4 separate regions of the Homo sapiens genome follow, and regions 2, 3 and 4 are each linked to region 1. A link is a contact called in ENCODE Hi-C or POLR2A ChIA-PET data. All regions are on one chromosome and are shown on one strand. The core of a region is the stretch at or near the end of the contact, and the rest is flanking DNA. Distances in the headings are between cores, read along the strand shown. Region 1 holds the start of NDUFV2 (NADH:ubiquinone oxidoreductase core subunit V2). Region 2 holds the start of SMCHD1 (structural maintenance of chromosomes flexible hinge domain containing 1). Region 3 holds the start of LPIN2-AS2 (LPIN2 antisense RNA 2). Region 4 holds the start of TGIF1 (TGFB induced factor homeobox 1).

The links. Hi-C counts contacts between places; a loop is a spot of excess contacts on that map. ChIA-PET counts read pairs that join two places held with the same protein, here RNA polymerase II (POLR2A). Pooled maps may share reads with other maps.
Region 2: a loop to region 1 is called in a pooled map, with 12 times the contacts of the local background. The contact joins the promoter of SMCHD1 here to the promoter of NDUFV2 in region 1. A Hi-C loop is called at or near these places in 1 of 37 single-sample maps with no recorded cell type and 7 of 50 pooled maps. POLR2A ChIA-PET finds 5 or more read pairs at or near these places in 1 of 52 experiments (T-cell).
Region 3: a loop to region 1 is called in a pooled map, with 7 times the contacts of the local background. The contact joins the promoter of LPIN2-AS2 here to the promoter of NDUFV2 in region 1. A Hi-C loop is called at or near these places in 1 of 168 maps with a recorded cell type or tissue (naive thymus-derived CD4-positive, alpha-beta T cell), 1 of 37 single-sample maps with no recorded cell type and 9 of 50 pooled maps. POLR2A ChIA-PET finds 5 or more read pairs at or near these places in 2 of 52 experiments (activated CD4-positive, alpha-beta memory T cell and activated T-cell).
Region 4: a loop to region 1 is called in a map of CD8-positive, alpha-beta T cell, with 6 times the contacts of the local background. The contact joins the promoter of TGIF1 here to the promoter of NDUFV2 in region 1. A Hi-C loop is called at or near these places in 1 of 168 maps with a recorded cell type or tissue (CD8-positive, alpha-beta T cell) and 7 of 50 pooled maps. POLR2A ChIA-PET finds 5 or more read pairs at or near these places in 1 of 52 experiments (naive thymus-derived CD4-positive, alpha-beta T cell).

What each region holds. Positions count from the first base shown.
Region 1 is chr18:9,100,389-9,105,632 of GRCh38, forward strand. NDUFV2 (NADH:ubiquinone oxidoreductase core subunit V2) reads left to right here and starts at 2,311. Exons shown (of 8, transcript NM_021074.5): 1 at 2,311-2,409. The coding sequence starts at 2,356. RefSeq lists a silencer at 2,039-2,398 and an enhancer at 2,671-3,380.
Region 2 is chr18:2,653,142-2,658,385 of GRCh38, forward strand. SMCHD1 (structural maintenance of chromosomes flexible hinge domain containing 1) reads left to right here and starts at 2,585. Exons shown (of 48, transcript NM_015295.3): 1 at 2,585-3,120. The coding sequence starts at 2,935. It also overlaps the pseudogene CBX3P2. RefSeq lists an enhancer at 764-1,393 and silencers at 2,428-2,877, 3,108-3,287.
Region 3 is chr18:2,964,094-2,969,337 of GRCh38, forward strand. It overlaps LPIN2-AS2 (LPIN2 antisense RNA 2), which reads left to right and starts at 2,907. Exons shown (of 3, transcript XR_001753322.2): 1 at 2,907-2,949; 2 at 3,479-3,576. All of the region lies in intron 1 of LPIN2 (lipin 2), which reads right to left.
Region 4 is chr18:3,446,526-3,451,769 of GRCh38, forward strand. TGIF1 (TGFB induced factor homeobox 1) reads left to right here and starts at 3,647. Exons shown (of 3, transcript NM_003244.4): 1 at 3,647-3,980. The coding sequence starts at 3,965. It overlaps LOC124904237 (a long non-coding RNA gene), which reads right to left and starts at 4,131. Exons shown (of 2, transcript XR_007066269.1): 1 at 4,007-4,131; 2 at 481-661. RefSeq lists silencers at 1,667-1,736, 3,397-3,506, 3,537-3,696, 4,337-4,386 and enhancers at 1,858-2,479, 2,447-2,586, 2,480-3,099, 2,687-2,876, 4,964-5,244.

The DNA.
Region 1 (5,244 bases), core at 1,061-3,560:
TCTTAACCACTATGTCTTGTAAGCCAATGAGACAAGAAGGCTGCTGGAGGAACATCTGGGACACTTTAGAGGTAAGAGTTCTTTTTCTTCTTTGGAATGTTGTCATTTGTACATGATACTTGGAACTGCTGCAGATATCTTGTGTCTATAATAGGAGTCACGGCTGAGTATGTTGGAGTAAAAAGATGGAAGCCACTAAACATTTTGAAGACATCCTTGAGCAAGGTTGAATTAACTAACCTTGGAGCTACTCTACCTCTGGAATTGTTTTTCATGTGAGAAAATGAACCCAGTATCCTTTAATCTACTTGTTAGAACTCCTGTTACTTGTAGCGAAAAGCACTCTCACCGATACACATAGAAACAAGCATAATTCTGACCTAAGACAAATAGAAATGAGCATAATTCTAACCCTTTTAGGTAGGCAGAATATTTGCACTATGGGCAAGATTTTCATTCAGACAACAAATATTTATTGAATGCCTTCTACTTGCCAAGTATAGTGCAAGTTGCTGAACCAAACAATATAGGAAGGGCAGGTTTCTCCATCCATGGAGGTTATAATCTGGTCGTAAATGTAGTAGTGAAAGTGCGGGCAGGCATATTTTGGGACGGTATCTTGAGGACTAATCTGGATTGGGAGTCAGAGAATGCCCTAATAAAATCCAGTAAAAGCATGCATTACAGATTCAAAAAGAATCCATATAATGTCTATCTCATCCATCAAGTATTTGTGACATGTTTTGGCTTTAGTTGTATAAGAACAGTAAGTATGTGCACAATAGTGTTAGGTGTATAAGTATTTTTATTTTTTATTTTTTATTTTTGAGACGGAGTCTCGCTCCGTCGCCCAGGCTGGAGTGCAGTGGCGCGATCTCGGCTCACTGCAAGCTCCGCCTCCCGGGTTCACGCCATTCCCCTGCCTCAGCCTCCCGAGTAGCTGGGACTACAGGCGCCTGCCACCATGCCCGGCTAATGTCTTGTATTTTCAGTAGAGACGGGGTTTCACCGTATTAGCCAGGATGGTCTCGATCTCCTGACCTCGTGATCTGCCCACCTCAGCCTCCCAAAGTGCTGGGATTACAGGCGTGAGCCACGCGCCCGGCCAGGTGTATAAGTATTTAGGTAACTTTATAACAAAATACATTTACATTAAGGGCCAGACTGTCTTTTCCTTTTAAAGGGAAATACTGAAGCTAATTTAGGAGAGGCAAACTAACATAAAATATAAGGCAAAGGAGTGGGAACCAAGGCATTTGGTATCTATTTCTAGCTCACTGGGCAGCAGTCCTCTGTGTCTTGAATTCTGTGATTTGCGAAATATGATTCATAGGGGTTGCAATGGAATATTTCTGAGTTTTTAAACTAATGAGGGATAAATTTTTAAAATCCCTGTGCTGCTGTGAATGTTCTAGAAATTATTCACAAGTTTATTATAGCAAAGAAAATGGGCAAAAGGAAGGGGGTGGGTACAGGACGTGACACTCCAGAAAAGAAGGCAGTGACGTAAAAAATCAAGAGGAAGTCCACACCAGGAAATAGTGCTGTGCACATTAGAGCTGTTACTGAATAAATACTTGTTGGAATTTCCAGAGATAACCAAACAAACATGAAGAAGGAAGTGGGTTTTTTTTTCAGCTTTATTATGGAAAATATCTAATATGTACAAAAGTACCGAGAATAGTAAATAAGAACGACCATGCAGCTTCTATGGCCTTACTTAACGGCCAACTTGCTTTATTTTTCACCTCCCGCTCCCCACTATTCTCAAGCAAATTCCAGACATCATACCATTTAACCCCTAAATATGTCGCACATATCTCTAATGCAAAAGATTGGGAACCAAGACATTTGGTGTCTATGGCTAGCACACTGGATAGCAGCCCTCTGTGTCTTGAATTCGTAACATGTAGAATAAGATTTATAGTGGGTTGCAACCCGACTTTATTTTTAACTAACAGCAATATAAGAGGAGGTGGCTAATCCTCACAAGGCTCTCCATGAGGGAAGCTCACCCCTATAAATCCAGGCGGGCGCTTCGTTACCCAGGAGCCCAAGGTGCAGCTCCGGGACGCTTCTTTTCAAGGCCGGGACCCCTGCAGCGGCCCGTAGGACACCTCCCTTTCCGAGCACGGACTGGTCCCCGCCCCTCCCCCGGGAAGTCTCCGCCCACAGGGCCCCAGCAGCCCCCGCGCGCCCTCGCTCCCTCCCGTCAGCCCCCGCCCCTCGGCGAAGGGAGCGGCGTGCCGTCCGGGTCGCCTAGGCCTGGGGTCGGGAGCGCGCACGCTGTGCGCCCTGGGCGCGCTCGGGATTCTCGCCTGGCGCGGCTGGGGAAGGTGAACAGTGTGGCCCGCCATGTTCTTCTCCGCGGCGCTCCGGGCCCGGGCGGCTGGCCTCACCGCCCACTGGGTAAGGAGGCTCAAGCTGAGCCCGGCGCTGCCGCCGCCCTTCTCTTGCTCTCCGTGTCTCCCTTAGTTTTGGGCGCAGGAGAGCCCTGGGCTCTGCACGGGCCTGCAGGCGGCGGCAAGGACACTGCGGCCTTAGCCCTCTTAGGGAGGCCGCTGCAGCCCCACCGTGAGAAGCCCCGAGGGAGGGTTGCCATACTGGGAAGTGTACTCCTAGTTTGGTCGAGGAGGACAGAAAAGAGGGGCTGCTTGGTGATATATATATATATGTTTGTTTGTTTTTGCTGTTTTGCTGTAGCGCAGAATCTAGGCCTGCTCTGGCCAGATCAGTTTCGAAGACCGTCGCTCCGAAGGAGGCACCTCTCGTTTCAAGCCTAGTGACCTCGATGCTTTTAGGTTGCAGCATACTGGAGAGCTCTGGCTTGCTTCGTGAAGGCTTAGGGAGAACTTCATTAGGGCTGGAAAAGGGTGGCCAATGTTTGATTTACTGCAGTTGTGCTTTGCATATCGGAAATGCTGGCTAAATAAACGGTATCAAACTAACTCTGAAAGAACGGCGCCGCAAATAACAGCACCCAATTAAAGAACCACAGGATTTTAGAGATTAAATGATCTTTTTGAGATCCAAGTACATCTCATGGTAGGCAAGGAAATTGAATTGCAGAGAAGTTGAAACACTCCTTCACGTTAATCTAAAAATGCAGATTTCCAGAAATGTCGATTATAACAACAGGGCCTGTTACACAAGTAATACTGGAAAGAAGCCTTAGTTTTGTTTGTTTTCTAAGAGTGAAATAGGTTAAGTCAGTTCTCAGCAAGAGGGAGCTAGTGTATATTCATTGAGAATGAATTCAGGGCTTTAGAGTTAGACTCGAGTTTGGATGTTAGCTTAACTGCCTTTTGTGGCTCTATGACTTTGTGCTGTTAATCTTCCTCAGTTTCTTCAGTTGTAAAATGGGAATATTCCTTTTTGCAGAGTTCAGTCTTTCAATAAACATTTGAAGTCTTACTGTACGTCATGCACTGCTGAGCTCTAGTTAACAGTGTGGATAATAATGATAGTCATTTGATAACTGTTTTCTGTATGCCAAGCACCGAGTTAAATATCTACATTCCACATCTCATTTTTGAGGCTGGTATTACTTTTTCCTCATATTACAGATAAGGAAAAGATTTAGACAGTTCCCGTTCTTTTGGAATTGATAGTCTCATGTAAGAGGAACTTTAAGGTTGAGACAATGTAAAAGTACAGTGTTAGAGAGATGAATAGGGTCATCCAATGTGGTTTCAAGGTGCATAAGATTTTTCCTGAAGGTAATACTAACAGATTGGGCATGGGGTCCGAGGGTATTCTAGGTGGAAAGGACAACTTAAAGTCTTGTTGGCAAGAAAAAGATCGGTATGTATGAGAAGCCACCCTCTGCTGTTGGAGGTAAGGTGTGTTCCCAAATGAAATAAGGGAGAGACAGGGGCCAGATATTGGAGCTCCTGGCGTGCCATACTAAAGAATTTGATTTTAGAGGCCGTCAGGAGTCAGTGAAAGGTTTTAAAGTAGAGGAATAAGATGTGGTTTCTGTTTTGGATAGGTCACTGGATAGGACTGAGGGTGGAATGGGTTTGATTTGGACCCAGAAACAGGGAGACTAAGTAGATAAGAGGCTCTTGCAGAATGCTAGGTGAAAGATGATGAGGATCAGACATGGTAGAAAGAAAAGAAATTAGAGTGCTTGTAGATTTTGTTTCTTTTGTTTTTGAGGCAAAGGGGCTAGAAGTATAAATTGAAAAGCAGTTTTAATGAAAAAGAACAACTTGAGGTAGTGGAGGACCATTGTAATCCAGGTTTAATGTTTCTGGAACTCTCTTTCTCTCCCTCCCTCCTTCCTTCCTTCTCTCTCTCCATCCGTCTCCCCTTCTCCCTCCCCCTTCCACCCTCCCCCCTTTTTTAAACAAATAGTACCTGATATGCACTATGTACACAATAAATATTTGAGTTGATGAATAAGTTTAATTTTTATTACACACGTCATACGTGTGTAGAAAAAACAATACTGAGACTAGCAAGTAGAGTAAGCTCAAAAAATAAAAATCATCCATTGTCTTGTCAACCTGGAAATTACCATTGTTAACATTTTGATGTCTACACATAACAGACCTTACAGACAATTTGTTTCTACAAAAATGGAAAGGTATTTATACTGTTTGGTAGCCTGCTCTTTTGTAATGTATTCTGAACAGCTTTCCTTATCAGTAGACATTTCTATACTGTCATTTTAATGCTACATAGCATTCCATTGTGAGGATGTTCTATTACTTATACAACCAGGCCCTTCTAACCTTTCACAAGTAGTGAGATTTCACATTAAACCTAGCAAGTATCAAGAAAAGTACAAGAAAAGTCTACCTAAGTTCCTTTCCTAAATGAGAAACCTTTAAAGATTATTTACGCTTTCAAAGAAATTGCCTAATCTAATTTCTGCTTTGCTAGCTGCCATTCTCTTGACGAGGCTTTTCAGCTCATCATTGCTTAAAATATGGCTAGAATTAAGTATTAGTTTGTGTGATCTTGAGCCATCTTAATCTCTTTGAGCCTCATTTTTCTTTTCTGTAAACTGAGATAATACCTCATAGGTGATTGTAGTAATTGACTAAAAGTTATAAATTATGGAGTAATAGATAATCAGAATAAGTTTATTCCCTTCTTCAGTAATTGCCCATGGTTTTTCTGTAATGTTGATGCCACTTTAGAACTTATCACTGCCTCATTCCCAAGCTGCTATTGTAGTTTCGAAGGTGAGAGGGTTGTGGTGGCATTTTCAATTACAGATGCTCCTTTACTTAC
Region 2 (5,244 bases), core at 1,335-3,834, 6.4 Mb before region 1:
CCACCTTCCCATTCACCACACCTTGGTGTAGTACTTTTTCCACCACAAAATCCTCAGGCTCTGCTTCATCAGCTTTTATACCCTTTCCACTAAGTCTTTTGTCCCATTTTTTTGCAATGTACAGTGGCCCTCAGTATCCTCGGGTTCCGCATTCCTGGATTCTATCAACCGAGGATAGAACATATTTTAAAATCACAATAAAACAAAAAAATACAAATGAAAAACAATACAGTATAACAACCATTTACATAGCATTTATATTGCATTAGGTATTATAAGTAATCTAGGATGTATGTAGGTTATATGCAAATACTTCGCTCTTTTATATGAGGGACTTGAGCAGCCTTGGATTTTCCTATCCATGGGGGTCCCGGTCCAGAAACCAATTTCCCAAGGATACCAAAGGACGACTGTAGTTTTACTGGAGGCCATTTTTAATTGCAGACATGAAGAGCTATTGTTCACCATCTCGTTCACCATCTCTGAGCTGCACCTGGTCTGGGTCTGTGGCATCTCAAATCCTGCCTGACTCAAACTTGAGCTACATGCAAGGAAGAAGGGAATGGGGAACTTCTTCAGGGGCCACTAAGTTTTGGGGAAGTTCGTTATGTAGCAATAAATAACTGATACAAGGCCACTTAAATATTTTACTCTGTAGTAAGATAGCTAATTAACAAAAACTAAGAGTCAATTGAAGAGAACTCATTAAGGAAGTGGGTCATTTCAAACGCTTTTATTTACTTGTGATGACAATTAAATAAAGAACAAACTCGTCATCTTTCTTTGATGAAAAAATTGTTTGATATTCTGAGAACAAAAGTGATGCCATACTGCCATTAAGAAACTGATTCAGACTCGATCTCTCAACAAGGTAAGACATCAATGTTCCCATCAAGAGCTGCCCATAATACTGCAGTACACTTCTCTGGCACCATTAAAAAAAAAATCTCTTAGAGATGATCCTGAAATCTCTTCTAAAGACATGAAAGAGGTGTGCTTGTATAATCTGGTATTACAAAGAAATGAGAAATTGCCCTGATGACGAATCTCCAGCTCTAATCTCAATTTGCTGAAGTAGAGAGGCAATTCATCTTACCCATTAACTAAGAATTAGAAAAACAATTTGTGTTTTTCTTTGAGTCATTTAACTCAAATACCACTATATAAAGGAATAGAATGAGACATTCGCATGAATTTGAAAGGTAAATAAAACATCAGACTTCAAAGAAATTCCATTAGAATCGGGGGTTACTTTTTTGTTTTCTTTTCCTCCACCTCCACCTTAAGGAACATGAACGGCATTTGGCCACAGTTTATGTCTTTCCAATTTTATCTTCCACCATCTACCGCTCAGTTCTCCTCACTTCCAGCCAAACAATGTATGTTCCCCAAACACGCCTTCACAATTTCGTTCTAGTTGGTGTCTACCTCTAGTATATGTGTAGTCAATTTATACACACATTCCCCACGATCTTGAAACGTCTTGACATCCACAAGCAAATCTAGGTTTCTAACATAACACTAACTTTGTAAGTCTGTCCATATAAGGTTTTAGCAAACCTAGTAAAACAGAAAACGCACTATTATCCAGGCTTATATTCTGAGATTTGAAAAACCCCTCTATCTGCTACCTTTGGGTTTCTGAATTTACATACCACTCTCAAGTATACAGTATTCACGATTTCTAAGAACTGGAGAGTAAACCTAGTCCTCTAACAATGGCATTTTATTTGTTGAGTTAGGGCACTACCTGCCCACGATGAGGATAGTTAATGAAACGCTGCCCGGTAACGACGATTAAAGGCTTTGATTGAAAACGTATTAGGCCTTAAGAATTTTGCGAACATCTAATTTAACCCTAGTAACTGTGGCGTGGGTTCTTTCAGAATTTACACGCACGTGGGAGACCGCGAAGCGCAGGCAGCGTTAAAACTAGGGCGCTGGAGTCACCCCCGTACCCCGAATGCCGTCGGCGCTCCAGGGCCCCCAGAGGGTGCGGGGGGCGGGGACGCTGTGACGTCACAGAGCGCCCTTCTGACGTTCTCACGGACCCGCTTTGCCTCGGGGGCCCACGCTGGAGCCCACCCAGTACTACTAAGAAATGAGGAGGAAAAAGGGGCGCCGGCTCTCGTAGCGCCTATTTTCTCGGCAGAGGGACCCACGTGCTCGCTTTGGTGGACTCTGCGCCCGGCGAGTACCGCCGGCCTGAAGCTTCCCGCCGCCGCGTCCACGCGACCCAGCCAGAGAGGGCTCAGTCAGCCGGCGCGGCACCTACAAGCTCAGTCGGGATCCTGGAGAGGCGGGAAGGCAGCGGGGCCCTTTCCACAGAGAGAACACAGCTCTTCGGGAGATTCCCCCGCTGCCCCCGAGCCCTGCTCTCCCGCCTCGGCCTCTGAGGACTACCCGCAGGGCGCAGGCAGCCGCGAAAGACTCAGCCTCCTTCCAACTTCGCGAGGGCCGAGGGGGCGGGCCCCGGGCGCGCGCGCGGCGAAGCCCCGCCCCTGCCCGCGCGGCCTGCTGGATTCGCCCCGCCCCTCGCTGTCGCCCGCCGCCCGCCACCCGCCACCGCTCTTCCTCCTGCGCCACAGTCCCGGCGGCGGCGCTGGTCGCGGGTCGCACCGTGAGGCTCGCGTGGGCGGCGATAGGCGCTGGGCCCGGGCCCGGTGAGGAGCGCGCCGCGCGTCCCCTTCTCCTCAGGAGTGGCGGGCCGCGGAAGTGACGTGGTGCACGGGCAGGAGCGCGTTTGAATCGGTTCCCGGGTGATCCTCGCGCCTGCCGCTGCTCGGCCGCCGCCGCTGACGAGGAGCTGCAGCGCGCCGGGCCGAGGCCTCGAGCCGCCCCGGGAGCTGGAGCTGAAGGCGCCGCGCGGAGCGCGCACCTCAGCCCTGAGCCCGGCGGCGGCAGGCGTCGCTGTCTTTTCTCCTTTTCCCCAATATGGCAGCGGCGGACGGCGGCGGGCCTGGTGGGGCCTCTGTGGGGACTGAGGAGGATGGCGGAGGCGTCGGCCACAGGACGGTGTACTTGTTTGATCGGCGCGAAAAGGAGTCCGAGCTCGGGGACCGGCCTCTGCAGGTCGGGGAGCGCTCGGACTACGCGGGATTTCGCGCGTGTGTGTGTCAGGTACGCGAAGGGGCGAGGAAGGGATGCGCGTGTAGACTTGGGGGCGGGAGGGTGATGAGAAACTCAACTTGCTCACTGAGGGCAATAAACCTGTCACCCGGTCCCGGTCCTGCGGCCTTGGCTTCCCTCTCCCGTGTGCCCGCCATGTCCGTGACCTGGTGGCCGGACGCCTCGGGCGGGCCCTGGCCCGGGCCTCGAAGTGCAGGGCCGGCTCCCCCGTGGCCCTCCCTCTGCCTCCGCTCCTTTTACGGGAGGCCTTGCCGGCCCGGGTGGAGAGCTCAGCGTTTGTTGGCCCTGGGCGAGCTTAGCCCGGTTGCGGCCCTGCAGTCTAGGGAAAGCCGTTGGTGGTGTCTGTTTTTACTTTGTAACTTTTTTAAAACGAGAGAAGGGAGTTAACGCCCAGGGGCTCTGTTGTGAGTGTTGCGACGGTGGGAAGTTGTGAAATGCCCGGAGTCATCTCCCCCAAGTTCATTAGATGATGCGGGGTGTCCCCGGGTTGCCCTGTCGAGGTTGCAGGTCCTTCTGGGGCGGGGCGGCGGGGGGGATCCTTCCGCACGGAGACACTTGTCCAGGTCAGCTCTGCAGGTAGAGCTGGCCTTCTGCCTGTCTGAGCCCTAACCCTTGGGAATTTCCAAACCAAGTCAAAGGTTGGTATGGGTGGCTGTGGAGCACCAGAAAACGTACCTACCCCGTGTATTGGTTCGCTTTGAAAATGAACGTGGAGGGAAATCCGCTTTAAACTGTGATGTACTTTATAGATATGAGGTGGTGGCATTGCCTGAGCTTTGAAGAAGGAATATTGTCATGCTCTGAATTAACCATATGAGGTCCCTTTTTAAGCTGTTAAGAACACTTAGCGTCCAAGGGAAAAAAAGAACTTTGAAGCCGTGTTTTGTCGTGAGGCTGATAGGTTTAGAAATGTTCTAGACCATATAACTGTATGGTTGCTGAAATAATTGAAATCGTGATCCGTAGAATGAAAACGATTGGAGAAGTAAGGACTTTCTTTTGTTCACAGCTGTAGTCCCAGCGTCTAGAACTGTGCCTGCGACATTGTAAATGCCCAGATTAGAATGGATAAATGAATGAAGACAAAAACCTATCCCCTCAAGTTAATTCTGTGCCTGAACGTAGTAGATTCCCGTTGTGTTTGAAAAGTGAATGAATGCTCATCTTTTTTGTTGAATGCTTTCTATTCAGAACCATTCTACAAAAGGGAAACTTTTTACGTTTATTGTGTTTATAGTAAAAATATCAGTACATTAAAGAAAATATGGAACCAGAGGGGGGAAACAAGTAAATCTTTTACTCGCTGTAAAACTACTATATGACTACTCTTAGCACCTGAGGTTATGTCTTTTCAGCCTTCCTCCTCCTTCCCACTCCATTTTTTAAATTACTAAAATATGTGTTTTATATTCTATTAATTTTTTCACTTAATAGTGTCAGAAGTTTCTTTAAACGTAGGTCTTCAAATCAAAATTTGAAATGGTCCATTTGCTACCACTATTTACATAACCGAATCTCTCCTTTCTGTTGACATTTACATTACTTTTAATTTTTTTGATTTTAAGTAATGCTGTAATAAACATTTTCCCAGGCCCAAATATTCCCGGGCTCAGGTGATCCTCCCACCTCAGCCTCCCAAGTAGCCAGGACTACAGGTGAGCGCCACCATGCCCAGCTATGTTTTTTTTTTTTCGTATTTTTCGTACATACGGGGGTTTGGCTGTGTTGCCCAGGCTAGTCTCGAGCTCCTGGGCTCAAGAGATCCACCCGCCTCCCAAAGTGCTGGGATTACTGGCGTGAGCCACTGCACCCAGTGGAAAAACATCTTTGAATACATAGCCGTTTATGTCTTTTATTATTGTTTGCTTAGTTTGAAATCTTAGAACTGGATCAAAGATGAGATACATCTTTAAAGCTCTTGTTTCGTATTTTAAAATTGCTTTTTGAAAATGTTTTGCTACTTTACCCTTCCTCTAGAAATGCACTATTTCCCTCTCGTGAGATGTCTCAGTAACTCTTAGATAAATAGAGGAAGTATTATTGGCCTTTTATTACAGAAGTATAAACACAGTCGTGGAAATGGTGACTCATTACTCAGATAGTAAAGCTCAAGTT
Region 3 (5,244 bases), core at 1,657-4,156, 6.1 Mb before region 1:
CAACACGGTGAAGGCCCGTCTTTACTAAAAATACAAAAAATTAGCCGGGCGTGATGGCGTGCGCCTGTAGTCCCAGCTACTTGGGAGGCTGAGGCAGGAGAATCACTTGAACCTGGGAAGCGGAGGGTGCAGTGAGCCGAGATCACACCACTGCACTCAAGCCTGGGTGACAGAGCAAGACTCCGTCTCAAAAAAAAAAAAAAAAAAAAAAAGAAATGAGGGTTAGAAAAGTTAAGTAATATCTATGACCTCCCTCTGTCCCCCACCACCACCAAATTCATATATTGAAGCCCTGACGCCCAATGTGATGGTATTTGGAGACAGGGCCTTTGGGAAGTAATTAGGTTTAGATGAGGTCACATGGGTGGAGCCTCCATGTGATGGATTAGTGTCCTTCTAAGAGGAGAAAGAGACCCAGACCACGCTCTCTTTCCTTTCCTCGTGAGAATACAGCAAGAAGTCTGCAAACCAGGAAGAGAGCCCAATCGGCTGGCACTTTGATCTGTGAGAATGGTAAGAAATAAATGTCTGTTGTTTAAGCCAAATACCATCTATGGTATTCTGCTGCAGTACCCCAAGCTGACTAAGACAAGTCTCTTCTTAAACATCGCATGCTATGCTGCATTTCAGTTTTGGGATCGTTACAGTTGACAGAGACTCACTACTTTACCAAGAAGTCCATAAAAATGTCAGAGAACTATTATGTCCACTAGAAATCACACTGAATATTACCACGCTCTTCCAAATGAAACCACAACACACCAAAGAATTTATCAGAGTCTCTTCTATTCTAGGCTAAGCATTCTTGTTCCTTAAAATATGTGAACTGATTGGGTCTACTCTGACTCTTATGACAATTATTTATGTCCATCTTTAAAAACGATATTTAAAGACAGCTAGACACAATGGCTCAGATGTGGCCTGACTGCTACACAGTGTATGTAATATACAGTGTGCTGTTTAGGCCTAGGTACCTTCCCATGGGCTAGATTAAGTATTGGGAGCTCCGAAGGAAAAGAAGTACTTATTGATTACTCAAATAAAAAAGTGAAGAAAAAAAAAAGCAGTAGAAAATAAGCAACTACAATACTTATTAGAGACCAAATGGCCCTTCGCATATAAAATTCAATACGCCAAATTAGTCCTTCATGCATAAAATTTGACAGTGCCCACTATCATATTTTTCTTATCAAATATTTTAAGGTATAAAAGGACACACACTGGAATGAATGGTAGCTTTCAAGATTTCGTTATTCACCAAAAGTTTGAAGATCAGCTTAGCATCTTTTGCTGAGCATCAAAGAAACTAAAATGAATAATCACTATATGGAGTATGGATTTATAAATAAAATGGGCCAGGCGCGGTGGCTCACGCCTGTAATCCCAGCACTTTGGGAGGCCGAGGCAGGTAGATCACTTGAGGTCAGGAGTTCAAGACCAGCCTGGCCAATATGGTGAAACCCCATCTCTACTAAAAATACAAAAAAATTGGCCTGTATCGTGACACATGCCTGTAGCCCCAGCTACTCGGGAGGCTGAGGCAGGAGAATCGCTTGAACCCGGGAGGCAGAGGTTGCAGTGAGCTGAGATCGTGCCACTGCACTCCAGCCTGGGTGACAGAGTGAGACTCCCAATCTCAAAAAAAAAAAAAAAAAAGCATCAGTAAATAGGTTCAAATACCAATCCCCCTCCTACAAAAACTGCTTAAAATTATTTCAATTATTTGATGTGTTCAATCAAAAATAACTTTTGTTAAGGAAAAGAGTAATCAGAGATAAAAGGTAGTTTAAAAACAATAAAAAAAATTCATAAATTATCAGCACAAAATGGACACATTCTATTTACTTTTATTTTCATTTTGAGACAGGGTTTCACTGTGTTGCCCAGGCTGGACTGCAATGGTGCGATCTCTGCTCACTGTAACCTCAGCCTCCTGGGCTCAAGCGATGCTCCCACCTTGGCCTCCGGAGAAGCTGGGACTACAGGAATGTGCTACCATGCCCAGCTAATTCTTGTATTTTTTTGTAGAGACGGGGTTTTGCCATGTTGCCCAGGTTGGTCTTGAACTCCTGGGCTCAAGCAATCCACCTGCCTTGGCTTCCCGAAATGTTGAGATTACAAGTGTGAGCCACCACGACTGGCCTCAAAATGGATACATTCTAAACCACTATTTTAAGTGTTTCAAAATCTGTTTCTTAAGTTTATCTCCAAATATCTAATCGGTACTAGTATTGTTAGTACTACTACCAACGAACACACAACTAAACTTGTTACACGTCTCTCATGTGTCAAGTGCTATGTTAACCTGTATGTTATCTCATGTAGTCTTCACAGATACCCATGGATTTGGTATTCCCATTTATATGTGGAAACTCGGGTTCAGAAATATCCAAGGTCAGCACACTATTAAGTGGCAGAGTTAATATTCAAACTCAAGTATGAGCCTAGAACCTAAGCCCTTAATTGCATCTCTAAGTAACAGAAATGCTCTAAGTAAACATGATAAAAGCCTTCATGAAGCCTCCAGATTTCTTACTGCAAGTGGGCTGCTTTCAGCAATCTGAGTATCATTTTTACTTAATGCGACTTGACTACTTAAAGATGAAATGATTACAGGGAATCCAAAGAAGCCATACTTACCCTCCAAGTCTCCTCACACCACTACTATTAACCCTCCCGCTGGACCATGGTCCAGTGTTACAAAGCAGACTCCTGGGAGCGCCACATGTCATGAGGCTTACGGACAGAGGTTAAAACAGCTTTTACCAAAGAACATGCCATTGCAGCTAACTTTCTGCTCATGGACATGAGGAGTATGCTAGGAGGGAAGAGAGACACCAGATGCTTCAGGAAATAGACAACAGGACACTGTTACCTAGGATGTAGGTAAACATTCCAGCTTGCCCCTGTGCTCCTGGACCAAACTCCTTCAGGACACCCATGATTACGGTTTGCATTTGATTAGCATGTAATATTTTTCAAGAACTTCCTCAAACATACCTCATTTGATTTTCAAAAAGAGAATGTGGGTTATGCTAGCAGGCATTATTAATTTCATTTTAAATTTGAGATTGAGATAAGAGGTGTCTACTATTCACTAGAACCCAGTTCTACCTATACTCAGGGTCCCAACTTTCTCCACTACCTCTGACCCATGGCTTAAATCATTGGGTCTCAAGGTCATGTGGTGTCCCTGAGGGCAAAAAAAATCTGAGGGCTGAACTCAGGTTATACTAAATCCCTATGGTTTTCTCAAAGAATCCCAGAGTAACCTAGAGGTGGCCAATATGAATCTGGGGGGGATTCTGGATGGTAAAAACTTCCCCCCAAAAGTAAGTGATGAAACGCAAAGGTACCCACGCAGCAGCTGCCGCAAGCTTCTCCCCGGTCAGGGAGGGCAGGGGGTGACAGTCCCCCAGGGGCTTGCCCACATCGTGTAGGTGCTTAACTGAGTCAACATTTTACAAAACATTTACAGTGTGCCCACCAGATGCTAAGGGATTACAAAGAACGAAAGGAGGTTACAACTTAGCTAGACAGAAGAAAGGAAGAGTATACAACACAGCGCAGTCTAGGGTAAGTTGAAAGCAGGGCCACAGACTCCCGACGCCAAGCCCTGACGGGGAATCCAGCCTTTCCGAGGGAAGCTGTTCTCAGACATTTAAATTCAAGCAAATGCCTTACTTTGTACTTCCTGGTTATTTCTTTTCCCCGTCATAGTAGAATGCCAATTTGTTTCTTTAGTTTTGTATTATTTTATATTAGCTATCTTTAAATTCTCACTTTATAAAACAAGAAATAGAAAATAGCAGCCGCACAAGAACAACCTGGCCTACCCCCCAGGAGCACAAAACAGATGGTTCATTAAAGCCCATGCGGTCTTCCTGAAGCTAAGATGGCCCATGAGAAGTGCTGACAGCTGAGCCTCTAACACTCACCGCTCCTAGACCTTCAGTGGAGAAAGAGCCCCAAATGTCTCCTCAAGAACACAGCGGGTCTCCTGCTGCCCCAGCAGTGTAGGGCGACTGGTCAAAGTGTTCTCCTTCATTTCTAGGACGATTTAGTCCCTGTACAGACTCTGTAAACGAAAACCCAGTGCCTCCCAGCAAACTTCCTGAATACACCGAGTATCCAGACAGCTTTTTCATCACAATGAAAAAGGAAATCTGGAAGAAGCCTTACCCGGGAAAGGCCTCTCGATGTAATCCTCCTACAGGTTTAACTCAGAAACAATCACAAAAAAAGATGCCCATTATACTGGCCTGTTTCTGGTACAGTTCAGTTTTCACACAGTCAAAATTAAGCACCTATTTCATGCCAGTCACTACAGTAAGTCCTTATGAAGATAAACAAAATTCTGCCCTCATCCTCTCTCAGAGGACCTTGGTTCTTGAAAGAGATATAACAAATACTGTCTTATATAATCCCTTATGATAATGCTATTTGGGAGACTGTTAGGAAGACTAGAGAACAAAAAGAGAAAAAATCTACTTGGGAGAGTTAGGTAAGGCTTCAAGCAGCAGAAAATATTTGTTCTAGAAGTGCAAGTATGTGTAAAGGGCTGAACAGATTAAGGAAGGAAGGTTCCCAGTGGGCAGTCCCAGGCAGAGAGAACAGCTTATGGGAAAGTGTGCTAAGTTTGAGGGACAAGAGTGAGATGCCACAAGGCCTTTGACCCTGTGCAAGTTTATCATGTGGGCAATGGGTGCAATCAGTGCTTCTTCTGTTCAGGGAAGCGACAGGATTAGGTCACAGGGGGAGGATGAACTAGAGAAGAGGTAGCTAAAGGCAGAGAGACTACTCCAGAAGTCACCACAACAAATTCAGGCAAGAGACTGCACAGCTCTATGGTAGAAGAGACACACACAGGGAGCTGAGAATCAGTTAGTCTTGATGACTGTTGCATGAACCAACTTAGAGATATGGAAATAAAAAGAGTAGACCTGGTGGGGAACTTCCTATCAAGGTTGAACTTAAAGAACACTACTTACTACCACACTGCTTCAAAAGTTTGTGTACATGAAAATCATTCTGGGTGGTTTTAAAAAATGCAAATTTCTGACTGTTTTAAAGCTTAAGAACTAATTATGAAGATGAGCCAGGTTAGGGAAGCATAGTTCCATGTAAAAGTAAGAGCTCTTGCTACTTTGTGCTACTTCCAAAATCAGTTCAACAGAAAACTGACTACACAAAGGCTCTGAGCCTTGGGAATTGTCCTGTCCTTTGTCTTTTACAGAGAAAAAG
Region 4 (5,244 bases), core at 2,397-4,896, 5.7 Mb before region 1:
TAAAGAGAAGTGATGACTTGGCTACAGAGGAAAAAGGAGGGCCGGGAAGGGAAGTGCAGGCTAGGAAAAGTGACTAAAAACAAAAGTAGTAGCACCAGTTACACTATTCATGCAAGGAAGCTGAGGAGAATTATCCTGATGGGGCTGATAAAATCACCTCAAGATGGCTCTAGGCCACCCCAGGTTCTTAAGACAATGGTCAGCTCTTTCTTAAGCAGTCCAAGACCCTCTGACCTGAGATGTGACTGGATGATTACAGACCTCTTGTCCAGTGTTTAGAGCCTAGCTGTCTGCATATTTTATAAAGATATCTGCCTTCCAGAGACTGGAAGTGAAAGAGATCCAATGACTGGGTGAGTCACCCTTTCTCCACCTAGAACACAGTCCTTGATGGAACTCATGCTTTATCAATTGTTGTTGAGTAGAAGAAACAAATACATCCTCCAATCTTCACTTGGTGGACCTGGCATCAAAAAATAATCATATTAAGTGCGTTTATTAGTACACTTTTCTGGCTTATCTGCCTTTCCAAGTTTCTATTTGAGTTCTTGCCTTTGAAGGGTTTGCAGGCTGTGAAAAGTAACTTAACTTTTTAACAACTTTCTTTGCTTGGCCTTGAGGCAGCTTCAGAAGATAAGACGCCAAAAGGAACTATGTGTGCCTGGAGAGAAAAAAAATAATGGTGAAAAACGTTTATCAGTAGCCTCCGCCAGCACCAAGCAACGCCTCAATTTTACTCAAGCAATTTCCCAATTCAAGTAACATTCATATGAATCAGCAAATAATATGTAGCAAATTTGAATCTATATACTTTAAAAAAAAAAAAAAAGCACTGGAAAGAATCTTAAAAGTCATTGAATCCGTTTTATAGCAAGGCCCCGAGACTGGAAGGGACTGACAGAGCTAGAAATGAAACTTGTTTTTCCACCTCGAGAAAAACGAATCAACAAAAAATACCCTAAGCAATTGCTGGTATCTGAAGCCCACTTTTTTGAGGCTGTTCCCTTTGTTACGTTGCGCTGACCCTAGGCACTTTCTTCCCAGAATGCACCAAGAATCCGAAACTCCAAACAAGTTTGAGATCAGCGTTGGCTGGGGGGAGGCAGTGGGGGTGCATCTACGGGAGCGGTTGGGCTGTAAGCTTTCGCTACATCACAGAATTGTGCCAGTGTTTCTCTTTGGAGTGCCTCGCCAGCTTTAACAACCGTTTGGATATGACTTGCTCGGGCAAAAGTTGTGCATTGGCCCGATCAAGCCTGACTTCTAGCCAAGGTGAGTTCACATCTCCGTTTTTTCCTCCCCCTAATTCGAAAGAGGCTTTCAATTGTCTCCGCCCCTCCCCCCTTCTCCTGGAAAGTTTGTTTTCAAGCTATAAACCCTTTCCAATTCTCGGTTCCCATCTCGGTTGCCTGAGAATCGCAGTCATTAGCCAAGTCCACTTGGACGAAAGCAAAGCTACCTTTGTGTACATAATGAGAGCCACCGCGTGGCCAAGGAGAACCACGGGGAAGAGGGAAACATTTTTGTCTCGAGCTGGCTAAAGCGGGCGGGGGGGGAGGTAGGGTTAAACCGACCGAAGGCGTGTTTTGTGGAGTGGCTTCGAAAGCGGCCGAGGCAGCCGAAGCCGCTTTCGAAGTTAGCAAACAAAGCGTCTCCCCAGTAACCGCCCGGTTCCAGACGAGGCTCCTGCCACTCAGGCCGCGGAGTCGCAGCGTCGCCCAGCCCCCGGCTCCTCCTCCCTGCGTCTCTCCTCCCTCCGCTCCCGGCTCCCCAGCGGATAGGAGCCACCAATCCCAGCCACAGACAACCCTTCAAACGAAATAGCGAGGCGGCCCCCTCTAACGGGCGGCGGGGGCGCTGGCCCCCTCCCTGCGCCACATCTGTCCCGCACCGGGCGCAGCAGCTGATTCATCTGCAGCCAGGTCCGGGAAGGAACTGTGCTCCCGGCAGTTGCAGGGCAGCGTCCGGGCGGGTGGCTTGTCCCCAGGACCGCGCTCCCCCCGAGCCGTTTTAGGTGTGTGTTCTCTTCTGTCCCGAGCAGTCAGCAAACCACAGAAGAAAAAAATCGTAAGGTTGCTGCCTTCTTAGAGAGACGCTTTTTTTCCCTGTTGATTCATTTTAGTCCTGTAATTGGAAAAACCACCCAGGCTTTTTAAACTCTGGCCTCCACGCATTCTAGGGGCGGGGGTGTCTTTTTTTTTTTTTTTTTTTTTGAGGGAGGGTGGCAGGCTAGCTCTAGTTCCTGAAACAGACGCTCCGAAGTCGAGTTAGTTATCCCTTGGCCGTCTTAGTACTCCTCGGGTTTAATCTTATTTCCACAGAGTTTCTTCTGCCGGGATCTCCACCGAGGTTACCGAACAAAAACAGCACAGAGCCCAGACTGGAGGCAGACCCGGGCGCTGTCTCTGCTAGGCTTATTTACGTTTAGGGCTTTTCTTTCCTTTTTTTAAAGTGATGGGGGAAGTCTCATTGTGTGGCATGTGACAGTTCGTTTGCTTCAAAACAACAGGACGTAACCACGCGAAAACTAGAACCAGAGGAGGGGGCATGCGTTTCTTCAAGTCAGCCAAACAGCATCTGGTCTTTGAAAGCGCAATTTCATCAAGAAACTCCTGTTGGATCCCTCCTAACTGTGGACCAAAATAAGCCAACAGGAACGGGTGTTTACTTAATGGCTAGTTTCTGTTTGAAATGGGAGGAGGGATCCCCTAGCAGGGTTCCAATCCGAAGAGTAGACACTGTTGACCGAAACAGACGAGCAGGCACGGCGTGGTCACCCCTTAGCTATAAAAGTGGCCGCTGCCGGGGTTCGGCGACTCGGGGTGTCAGGCGGAGTCTTGGTGAGGCAGGCGCGCGCCCGGCCGTCCCCGGGCAGAGACGTTTAAAGAGCATGTGAGCGTGACAAGTGTCTGTCCGCAACGTGTCAGATTTCGAAACTGCCTTGCAATCCAGTCCGGAACTCGCAGCTTTAGCCCGGGGGAACAGACGTTCGTTTAGGCTGTGTCTCATCATTCCCCCCCGCCCCACCCCCGCCGACCTCCCACTGTCGCTGCTGGAGGAAGAGCCCCGGGAGGAGAAGGGTGCGCCGCGCCGCGCCCGCGTGTCAATGGCAGCCGCGCATTCTGGAAGAAGTTGGTTCTTGTCTCGAATACTTTTCCTCCCGTGCCCCGCCCCTTGAATCAGAGGCGGCTGTCTCGTGCGGCTAGAGCAGGGCCAGTAGAGTTCGGGGCAGCTGTCAAAAACGAGACGGGGAGGCTTTTCTTCCCGGGGGTGGAGGAGGGAAGGAGGGAGGTGTCCTTTTTTCCATCTGTTGCAGTTTCCGAACCAAACGCACCCTCGCCAGCCCCGGGAAGAAAGGCCCAAGGGAGAAACCTGGGGCGCTCGGCTGGTGCCCCCACCGCCGGGCGAGGGATGCGGGCGGTCCGTGCGCGGCAGGCGGAAAGGATCGTGTTTCTGGACCCGGCCACCCCCCGCGTCCGCACCGCCGCCCCCGAGGGACGAGTGACAGCGGCCGCCGCGCTCGGTCCAGTCTTCCCGGCTGGAAGGTGCGGGGGAGGGGCGGAGGAGCGGCGGGGCGGGAGGGGGACGGGGCGGGCGGCTGGGGGCGGAGGCAGGACCTCCTGTACCTTCCCTCCTCGCCTCTCTCACTCTGACAGCGCCGAGGTGCGCCGAGCAGGAGCAGGGAACAAAGGAGCGGAGAGGGGAGGGGAGAGAGTTGGGCGAGGGAGAGCCCCCGGCCGGCTGCCAGAAGATCCCGGCGGGAGGAAGCCCAAGTGTCACTTGAATTCCACCCAAGGAGCGGGCGCCTGGGATCAGAGCGTCCTGTTTAGCAATAACGGCTGGAGCACGTCCTACAAGTTACGGGAGAGTCGGCTGTGAAGGAGACGTTCGCTTATCCCCTGTGTCCCCGCTCCTGGCCCCTCCAGACCCCCGCCTTGCCTCGCGCTGGGAGGGGAGATCCAGAATGAAAGGCAAGAAAGGTAAGGCGGCCGCGGGCTGCGCGCACCAGAAGACGCGAGTCCGGGGAAACGTGCTGGCCGGGCCGCGCCGCGCGGAGTCACTTGGTGGACTTTTCCGCCCAGGGGCTCTCATGCTGGAGTGGCGGCCGTGCTCTTTGTTGAGGCTGCGTCTGAAACGGCAGCGGCTGTTTTCCTGCTAGACACAACACGAGGGGCTGTTGTGGGGCGAGCCTCTCCACGCTGCTGGCACGTTGTCAAGAAACACGCTCAGCGCCTTGTTTGTGCGCCTGCAAGTTTCATTGTCTCCGCCGACACCCCACGCTCGGCCCAGCCGCCGCGTGGCTTCTCGCTCTTTCTCGCGTGCTGGGGATATGGGGTCCGAGTAGGGAGGACCCAGCCCCTCGTTTTTCCCGATCCGGACCCAGGCGGCCGGGGCCGCGGGACCGCCGCGGCTTTGTCTGAAAGTTCCACTCCTAGGCTCCCCCCGCCCCCGCCCCCGCCGCCCCCCTACTCCCAGCCGGGCCCTAGCACTGTTCTTTAGGGATGTGGTGTTTTTACGATCGAAGGAATGCGATTCTGGACCCCCTCATCGCCCTCGGGTGTAAACAGCTTTGGAAAGCTAGACTTTTACAAATCCCCAGTCTCTAAAAGTTTTCCCACGATGAATTTTGGGGCAGGAGGAAGAGTTAGCACCCAGGGCCAGCAGCTTCAAGCGGCATGCAGTCAAAATGCGTCCAAATGTGACAAGCAGGCTTGGTTGTAAGTGCAAAGAGCAAGGCTGTCATTGTTTCCACGAAGTGTTCTGGAAGCTTTACAACTAAAACTTGCCGTCAGTTTGGTTTAAAAACAAAATACACCGGAGGGGGACGGGGGGTGGAGAAACCACACAAAACACCCCGAAAGGTCAGAGTGTGAAGTCCCTTTTGAAGTTAACAAAAATTGAGTCCCTGGCTGGGAGGTCCCCCGAGTGTTCCGCTGTGGGCTGGAGGTGGCGTTTCTGTCGTGATTTATGTGGAGTGGTTCAAAACAGAAGTTAATCACTCGGGAAGCGGACGGGAGGGGCGGCGCTACTGCGCATGCCCGGGAGCCGCCTGGAGTTTGGAACTCCACATTCTTTCAGACCCGGCCCGCTGCGGGGCGTTCCTGGGGGGTAGCCTCAAGGCCAGCGGGGTTCCTTCGGCTGCGTTTCTGTGGGAGGCCCTGAAACGCGCGGAGCTTCCCTCTGCCTCCAGGCTTTCCCAGCGAGAGTGAAATTAAACTTGAAACTCGGATCAACTGGCAGTCG